Linked DNA regions of Mus musculus: region 2 is linked to region 1. A link is a contact called in ENCODE POLR2A ChIA-PET data. All regions are on one chromosome and are shown on one strand. The core of a region is the stretch at or near the end of the contact, and the rest is flanking DNA. Distances in the headings are between cores, read along the strand shown.

Region 1 (3,974 bases), core at 1,108-3,607:
CGCCCAGCACCACGGCCCGCACTGGCCACTCCACAACCTCCCAGCAGACGATCCAGCTCCTGTCTTTCAGCAGCAGTTGGGGGCGGCCGGCCGGGGGATTCTGCTGTGTGTTCTGTGGTTAGCGTGGATGAGTGGCCAGAGTCGCTGCTGACAGAGAGCATCGGGGGTGGGGGAAGCTCTGGAGAAGGTGCTGGTGGTGTCTGGCGGGGGACCCGCTGCACCTGGGCATAAGGACTGCCATCCAGGGGGCCCCTTGTGTGGGCCAAGGCGCCTGAGCAGAGAAGAATTTGTGAGTGGGGACAGTGCTGACTCAGCGTGCCTCTCCCCACAAGCCGCACAGCTCCCACCTGCCCCACCACCCCACACACCGTCCACGCTATCCTCATGGTGCTGATTGAAGTTTTCATAGGAGTCCCAGCGTACAGCAGGCTCTGTCGTGTTGTAATCCACGGAGACAGAGGGATCATTCCGTGGGGTGTTGCCTGTGGAAGGCCACCGGGGCACTGAGTAGGGGACTGCCCTTCCCCCACCCCAAGCCTTCAACACCTCGCCCCTCCAGCTCCTGCACCTTCAACACTCCGTCCACTCTTACCAGCTCCCACTCTTACCTTTGACCTTCTCAGGGCTGGAGGAGAAAACAAACTCCACTGAGGCTTGGAAAGGAAACCGCTCATCTGTGGAGGTGGTGGAGGTGAGGAGCCACGCCCCGCTGGCGTCCCCTTCCCTACCCACTTCACTGGCCTCTGACTTACCAGCCCAGGCCTCATCTAGTTGGTCCTTTGGGAAGGTGAGCCGTGATCCATGAATGGTGCATGTGTGGAACTGAACTCGGAACACGAGGGTCCGGTCTGTCCCCTGGCCACCCTTGTGGTAGCAGGTTACCTGAGGGAGGGCAGGAGGCTGGGGTCAGGCCATCACATCCATTTTGTCTTACCTACACCTTTGCTCCAAGGGCCACCTGGGCCACTGCTTCTGTCATGCCCCAACCTCAACATGAACTCTCTTGGGATAGTATGGGTAGGGTTCCCTTTTGGCCCAGGGAGTGACACTATTTGAAGGTATGGTCTTGTTGGAGTAGGTGTGTCACTGTGGGCATGGGCTTTAAGACCCTACTCCTAGCTTCCTGGAAGGGAGTCTTCTACTAGCAGCCTTCAGATGCTCCCACCTTGATGATAACGGACTGAACCTCTGAACCTGTAAGCCAGCCCCTATTAAATGTCCTTATGAGAGTTGCCTTGGGGGCTGGAGAGATGGCTCAGCAGTTAAGGGCACTGACTGTTCTTCCGAAGGTCCTGAGTTCAAATCCCAGCAACCACATGATGGCGCTTACAACCATCCATAATGACATCTGACGCCCTCTACTGGTGTGTCTGAAGACAGCTACAGTGTACTTACTTATAAATAATAAATACATCTTAAAAAAAAAAAAGGAGTTGCCTTGGTCATGGCATCTGTTCACAGCCGTAAAACCCTAAGACACAGGCCTTGTCAGCTGACTATCTGGCTAGAAGCCCCCCACCCCCGTTGCAGTCTGCATCCTCAGGATTCCCCTCAGTGTTACAACCCTCGCCCCTCACCATGACGTCGCCTTTGAGGAGAAGGGCTGGCTCCAGGCTGATACAAAGTTGCTGAGGCCCTGGACCTGCTATGCGGCTGTGGGTAGAGAGAAAGGCAGAATAGTCAGAGGCATCCAGGGAGGGCACAGAGGTAGCTAGACATAGTCAGCCTCTCTGGCTGGGCAATCAGGCAGATGTCAGGGCCTGGGAGCAGGGCACTCACTAGACTCCAGATGTGTAGACCAGCTGCATAGACTGGTAGATCTTGAGGAAGGGCTGGAAGCCTGGAGGGGTGGAAGAGGCCATGAGAGGTGTGGGGTAGTAGGTGGCTATCCTCACGGAATACATCCCGGGGTGACTCACCTGTGTTGGGCTCAAAGGCTGGCAGCACAGGAACAAACACATAGTGCAGGAAGAGTGGGCTGCTGTTCATTCTGATGGAGCCAGACAGCAGTCCGCTGAAGTAGCTGACATAGCTGGCGGGGGAAGTGCCAAGAAAGCATCAGCGTCTTCCTCTAGAGGGCGCCTCACACCAACTCAGCAGCTCTTGGGAGACCTAGACTGCTCTTTTAATCTTATGCTTCAAGGGGGCAAGCCCTGCTCATCCTGTGGAGTCTTTCTTACAAGCCTCTGCTTTATTCTCTTCACAGACCTTATCGCCAGCCAGAACGATCTAGTCTGTTTACGCATGGCTTCTTGCCTTCTACTCTACTAACATATAAATGCCAGGAGAACCTGATCTTGTTTGTTCTGATTTCCCAGAATCTGGCACAGGGCCTGGCTCTGCTCCCGTGCACTGTGGGATTCAGGTGTGCTGCCCGAACAGGAGAGTCAGCCCTTCCCCACTGGGGTGCTCACCGGCGCTGGGAGGGCTGCAGTTCCGTGGCCACCTTGTCCTCACAGAATTTCCTCATGGTGAGGGTTGCCAGCGCCTGGTCTGCCCTGGGGAGAGCAGGGCAGGTCGGGGGTTAGGAACCAGTCCTATTCTGGCCTTCTATACCTAAACCCCAGGGAAGGAGGAATCATGAGATCCTCTGTACAGAGGAACTCCCAGTGGTGGTGAGGAGAGCCAGAGGCCCTACAGCATAGTCAGTTTCCCGGTTGTTGGGCCTAGGGCAACTGTCCCCTGAACCTGGCTTTCCTCGCTTGTCAAAGGGGGCAGTTAGACAACCTGATGGATTGAACTGTGTCCCTCCCCCGGAGAAATGTACCTCAAATGTGACCTTATTTAGAAATAGGGTCTTTGCAGATGTGGTTAGATAGGTTAAGATGAGATCATACAGGAGCAAGGTGGGTCCTTAATTAGGGCGATTGGTCCTTAGAAGAGGAGAGACAGAAATAGACGCACAAAGAGAACACCATGTGATGACGGAGGCAGAGGTTGGAGGGAGGCTGCTGCCAGCCAAGAACTGTCAGGCACCACCAGAAGCTGGAAAGAGGCAAGGAAGGAGTCTGCCTAGAGTCCCAGAGACAGCGTGGCCCCACTGACACTTGACTTTCAACACCTTAGAACTGTAAGACAACTGAGATATATCATTTTAAGCCAATCTACGATGGCAGTTTGCTGACAGCCCTAAGAAACTAGCCCAGCTCCTCTGTTGTGGAGTGCTGGGCCCACTAGTGGAGAGAGGTGGTACCGCACCAAGTTTATAGTCTGACTAAAGAGAGAAAAGCTCAGACAGGGACAGATGAGGAAAGGCCACTGAGGCAGGGCAACTCACCCTGCAGAGATCTTGCTGTAGTGCATATAAGCAGAGACGATGACCCCAAGCTTGCCTTTGCTCCCCTACGGGATAAAGAGACAGAGCTGGGGAACCTGCGACATTTAGGCTGAGGTTGCCCTAGCGCTGTGACCCCAAGGTCCCAGCTCACCTTGCAGTACAACACAACCACGTGCTGAGGGTCGGCACTGAGCCACGTCTCCATGGCTTTGCAGATGGAACACAACTTGTCCAGAGGTGGGGCATGTAGTTCAGGCCAACCAAAGTCTTGCACCTGGGGAAGTAAAAGGGTACAACTCTGCATATATATATATATATATATGTGTGTGTGTGTGTGTGTGACAGGAACATGGATATGGATACAATACAGGGACCTGGGGCAAAGGTGGGCACTTAGTAGTAGTCCACAATAGCTTGGAAATTTTCCGCCATACTGTGGGGTGATATCCCCTGCACCATGTTTTTAGGTATCTTAAGTGGTATGAGAAAGGTGGATGTCAATTGCTACTACCAGTAACGAGCCTTTTCACATTTCCCTCCTACCTTGGGGTTCAGGCGGGTGAGGTCATGCCGTTTCTCTGAAAGGTTGAAGAGCTGAAATAAAGCAGCGTTAGATGAGGGTGACTTCAGACACAGGTGCTGGAGGTGGACCCTCAGTGAGCATCTTGCTCTAAAATAGTTCGATTGCGATCCGCTG
Region 2 (3,662 bases), core at 124-2,623, 69 kb before region 1:
TCTGGACACCGGAGACAAAGTGGTGCAGTGTGGCCGCCGCGTGGACTGTCTGAAGCTATGGCTCATGTGGAAGGCACAGGGTGGGCAGGGGTTGGAGCGGCGCATCGACCAGGCCTTTGCTCTCACCCGGTAAGCATGAAGGACCCAGATCGCCTTCTCTTCCACTCTCCATGGCCTTCCTGGGGCCTCTGTAGGCCTCCCCCGCCTCCCTGTTGCCTCCTTTCCCCCATGTGTGCTTTCTTACCCTTTCCCCCCAGGTACTTGGTGGAGGAGATTAAAAAGCGGGAAGGATTTGAGTTGGTAATGGAGGTAGGACTCCTGGCTCCTTTGAATGCCTCTCCCAGCCCCCACCTTGTTCCAGACATGAAGCCTCATAAAGGACCAGGAGCAAAGACAGGGAAACAACCCCTTCTTTCCTTCCTTCCTCCCTCCCTTCCTTCCCCAACTCATGCCTCCCTCATCCCTCCCCTCAGCCCGAGTTCGTCAACGTGTGCTTCTGGTTTGTGCCTCCCAGCCTTCGGGGGAAGAAGGAGAGTCCAGATTACAGCCAAAGGCTGTCTCAGGTAGTCTAGTCTTTGCCCTCTGGTAACCCAGTTCCAGGAACTAAGCAGCAGGTATGTTTCTGCCCTCTGCTGGCTCTGCCTGGTATTGCATATTCCTGCCTATTGAGATGGCAGGCACCTCCTTACCCTCATTTTTAATGGGGGGCAGGTAGGGAGAAAAATATATTTCTGGAAAGAAAGGAAACAGAGATGGGGTTACCAGAGGAAGTCACCAGCGTGCACCACGCAGATGTCTGTGCTGGAACTAAGGCCAAAGACAGATCAGGAATAGCTCATCATCCCAGATAGGCTTGCAGAGGCAGGGGGATATGTTATATCCTTACTCCTAAGAATGGGTTAGTGCTGGCAGCCTCAGTAACCTGCAGGAACATCAACGCCCTGCCCTCCTGGGGCTGTCACTGCAGAGGTGGTGTCCCCTGTGTACACTTGTGTTCAAGGCGGCTTGGTAAGTTACCTCTAGATTACATGGCACAGCTCAGAAATATGCCGGGAACTAAGGGGGGGAGAAGGTATTGAGGCTGGGAGTAGCAGTGCTGAATATCAGAGACAGGTCTGGCTCGGTGGTTCCCAGCTCCAACTTTCCTAGAGAGAGGAGACAGAGGAAGAAAGCAGGGTTCGGAGAAGGCCACTCAGGTTACATGTGGTGGGAAAGGAGTGTGAGCAGTGAGTGTGCCGCAGAGGTGTGGGGACGGCGCAGGGAGCTGGGCCGGCTGCTTCAGCTCTCCCTCTGCTACCCACAGGTGGCCCCTGTGCTCAAGGAGCGCATGGTGAAGAAGGGGACCATGATGATTGGCTACCAGCCCCATGGGACCCGGGCCAACTTCTTCCGAATGGTGGTGGCCAACCCCATACTGGCCCAGGCCGATATAGATTTCCTTCTGGGCGAGCTGGAGCTCCTGGGCCAGGACCTGTGAGCTGCTTCTGCTCTCTGCCCCACCCAAGCTCTGCGTAGTCTCCTGGGTTCTCAAAATCGACCTTTCTAGGAAACAGTGGCCTTGACTGTGTGTGCTCCCACACACTCACTCTCCCAGCTAAGTATTGGCTGTCAGGAAGGTGTCTAAACACACTACAGTATGTTCTTACGAAATATGCTTTTATTAAGTTGGGCACAGGGGCACACACCTTTACTACCAGCATTGGGGGGACAGAAGCAGCCAGTTTGAGGCCAGCCTGGACTACAGAGCTGGGCTACACAGAGAAACTGTCTCAAAAAGAAAAAAAGAAAAGAAAAAAAGAAATATTTTTCATTAAAATTATGTTTATAAAGAATTTTTATTAATATGAGAGAAATGGTACAATGTATTGAAAAGCTGGATATGAGTTTATGAATCACAGTATCTGAGTTAGGCTAAAAATCACATAGGAAAAGGCTGTCGGTGGAACTGTGCCAAAGGTCAGCAGTTTTCCCTGGAACGGGATATTAGGTTATTCCCAAATCAACCTCTCAGACCTTTTGTGCTTCCCCATTTTATTGTGTAACAACATCACATACTTCTGAAATAGGACAATAAAGCTGCGGTTTCCATTATATTTTGGTATGTTTTAAAGCTTTATTTCTAACTAAACAATAGAGAACTTGAAGCAAGCAAACAGAAAGTACATGAGAGATATCGTCTCTACTCAGAATCGTAGTGGGAGAGACGCCTCAGGGTGGGGTCAGTCATATGTAATAGCACCTTGGGATATCAGAAACAAAACAGGCAGGCATGGCACCTTTAAACCCAGCACTGAGAGGCAGAGGCAGATAAACCTCTGTGAGGTCCAGCCAGCCAGAGCCACACAGCGAGACCTAGTAAGAAGGAAGGAGGAAGGAAGACAGGCCCAGATTTTATCTGGAAATAAGAACCCCATCTTCTTACCTCCCCTAGTGTTTTGAAACTGTCTCACTCTGTAGCTCAAGCTATCCTTAACTCACTGTGTAGCCCAGGCTAACTAGCTTCATACCTTCTCCTGCCTCAGTAGCTTCCTGAATGCTGTGATTCCAGGTACGAGCACCATATCTCAGCCCGCCTGCCTGTCTGCCTGTCTGTCTGTCTGTCTGTCTATGTTTTGTTTGTTTTGAGCTAGCTATATACTTCTGACCCTCCTGCCTTCACCTCTCCTGGGATTACAGGCACACGTCACTACATCAGGTTTATTGTTTTGTGTTTTTTTTGAGGCAAGGCCTCACCTAACCTATGCTGGCCTTGAACTCCTGATCCTCCTGCATTCCACATGAGTGCCATTTTTTGCTGCTATGCCCGGCCCTGCTACTTGTAAAAATCCTCATTAAAACAAAACAAGCAAACAAAAAAGAGCCAGGGTTGTAGCCTGCTCAAAACTAAGGCAACTAGACTGCTAGGCAAACGCTTTGCACAGAGCCCTTATGGGCTGAGGGGTACTTCAGTGGTAAAGTGCTTGCCGTGCTTGCCTTTACCACTGTTCAAGAGGCTCCCAGTTGAGGCTTCTGCTGTGCTTCTCGGCCCAGATCCGTGCTCCACCTGAGGACCTGCAGTGCCCCAAGAACACCGGGCAGTTGTGTTCTCCAGCCTCCCTTTAGAGGCGGCCACTCCTGCAGGTGACCTTCACAGCTCTGTCCTCAGATGATCCGGTTTCAGCCTCCAGGACATGCTGCGCTCTTGCATCTCTCAGCCACCCAAAAGCCTCAGGGCGACAGAGACTGAGGCAGAGCCGCCTGGGCCTCTGAGCCGAGATAGAACACGGTGATGATCTCTAGACTGGAATTTTCCGCATAGTACGGGGATTTAGCCTGATGGCTCAATTTTGACAGTATTCGTAGAGTATATTTTAACCACACACTCCACTACCAACATAATTAGAATGCATATTGAGTTACTTTATTTAATTGAAATTTTTTTCAGACAGGGTCTCACTGTGTGCAGCCCTGGCTGTCCTATAACTCACTTTGTCGACCAGATTGACCTCGAACTCACAGTGATGCATTTGCCTTTGCCTCTGCCTCCCAAGTGCTGGGACTAAAGGCTGCACCACTGTGCCTGTCCACATAGTTCTTTATGGCCTGTTTTCGGCTTTTTCTTACAATATACATTAAATAGTCTGTCTGCTCCTGGGGCTGTTGAGATGTCTCATTAGGTAAAG

The links. ChIA-PET counts read pairs that join two places held with the same protein, here RNA polymerase II (POLR2A).
Region 2: POLR2A ChIA-PET joins it to region 1 with 11 read pairs in embryonic stem cell. The contact joins two enhancer-like sites. POLR2A ChIA-PET finds 5 or more read pairs at or near these places in 4 of 5 experiments (Patski and embryonic stem cell).

The regions. Positions count from the first base shown.
Region 1 is chr15:102,107,379-102,111,352 of GRCm38, reverse strand. It overlaps Tns2 (tensin 2), which reads right to left. Exons shown (of 29, transcript NM_153533.3): 8 at 3,821-3,871; 9 at 3,429-3,551; 10 at 3,278-3,342; 11 at 2,415-2,498; 12 at 1,920-2,032; 13 at 1,780-1,840; 14 at 1,578-1,653; 15 at 753-882; 16 at 609-674; 17 at 369-482; 18 at 1-271. Among named protein-coding and RNA genes, the nearest start is that of Tns2, 6.4 kb to the right of the region's middle. Within about 2 kb of position 2,357, at least 2 of the 3 ENCODE cell types and tissues checked have a DNase peak (open chromatin) inside an H3K27ac peak, as active enhancers do.
Region 2 is chr15:102,175,428-102,179,089 of GRCm38, reverse strand. Csad (cysteine sulfinic acid decarboxylase) reads left to right here. Exons shown (of 18, transcript NM_001359126.1): 15 at 1-129; 16 at 258-309; 17 at 474-563; 18 at 1,304-2,092. The coding sequence ends at 1,477. Among named protein-coding and RNA genes, the nearest start is that of Zfp740, 26 kb to the left of the region's middle. Within about 2 kb of position 1,373, at least 1 of the 3 ENCODE cell types and tissues checked has a DNase peak (open chromatin) inside an H3K27ac peak, as active enhancers do.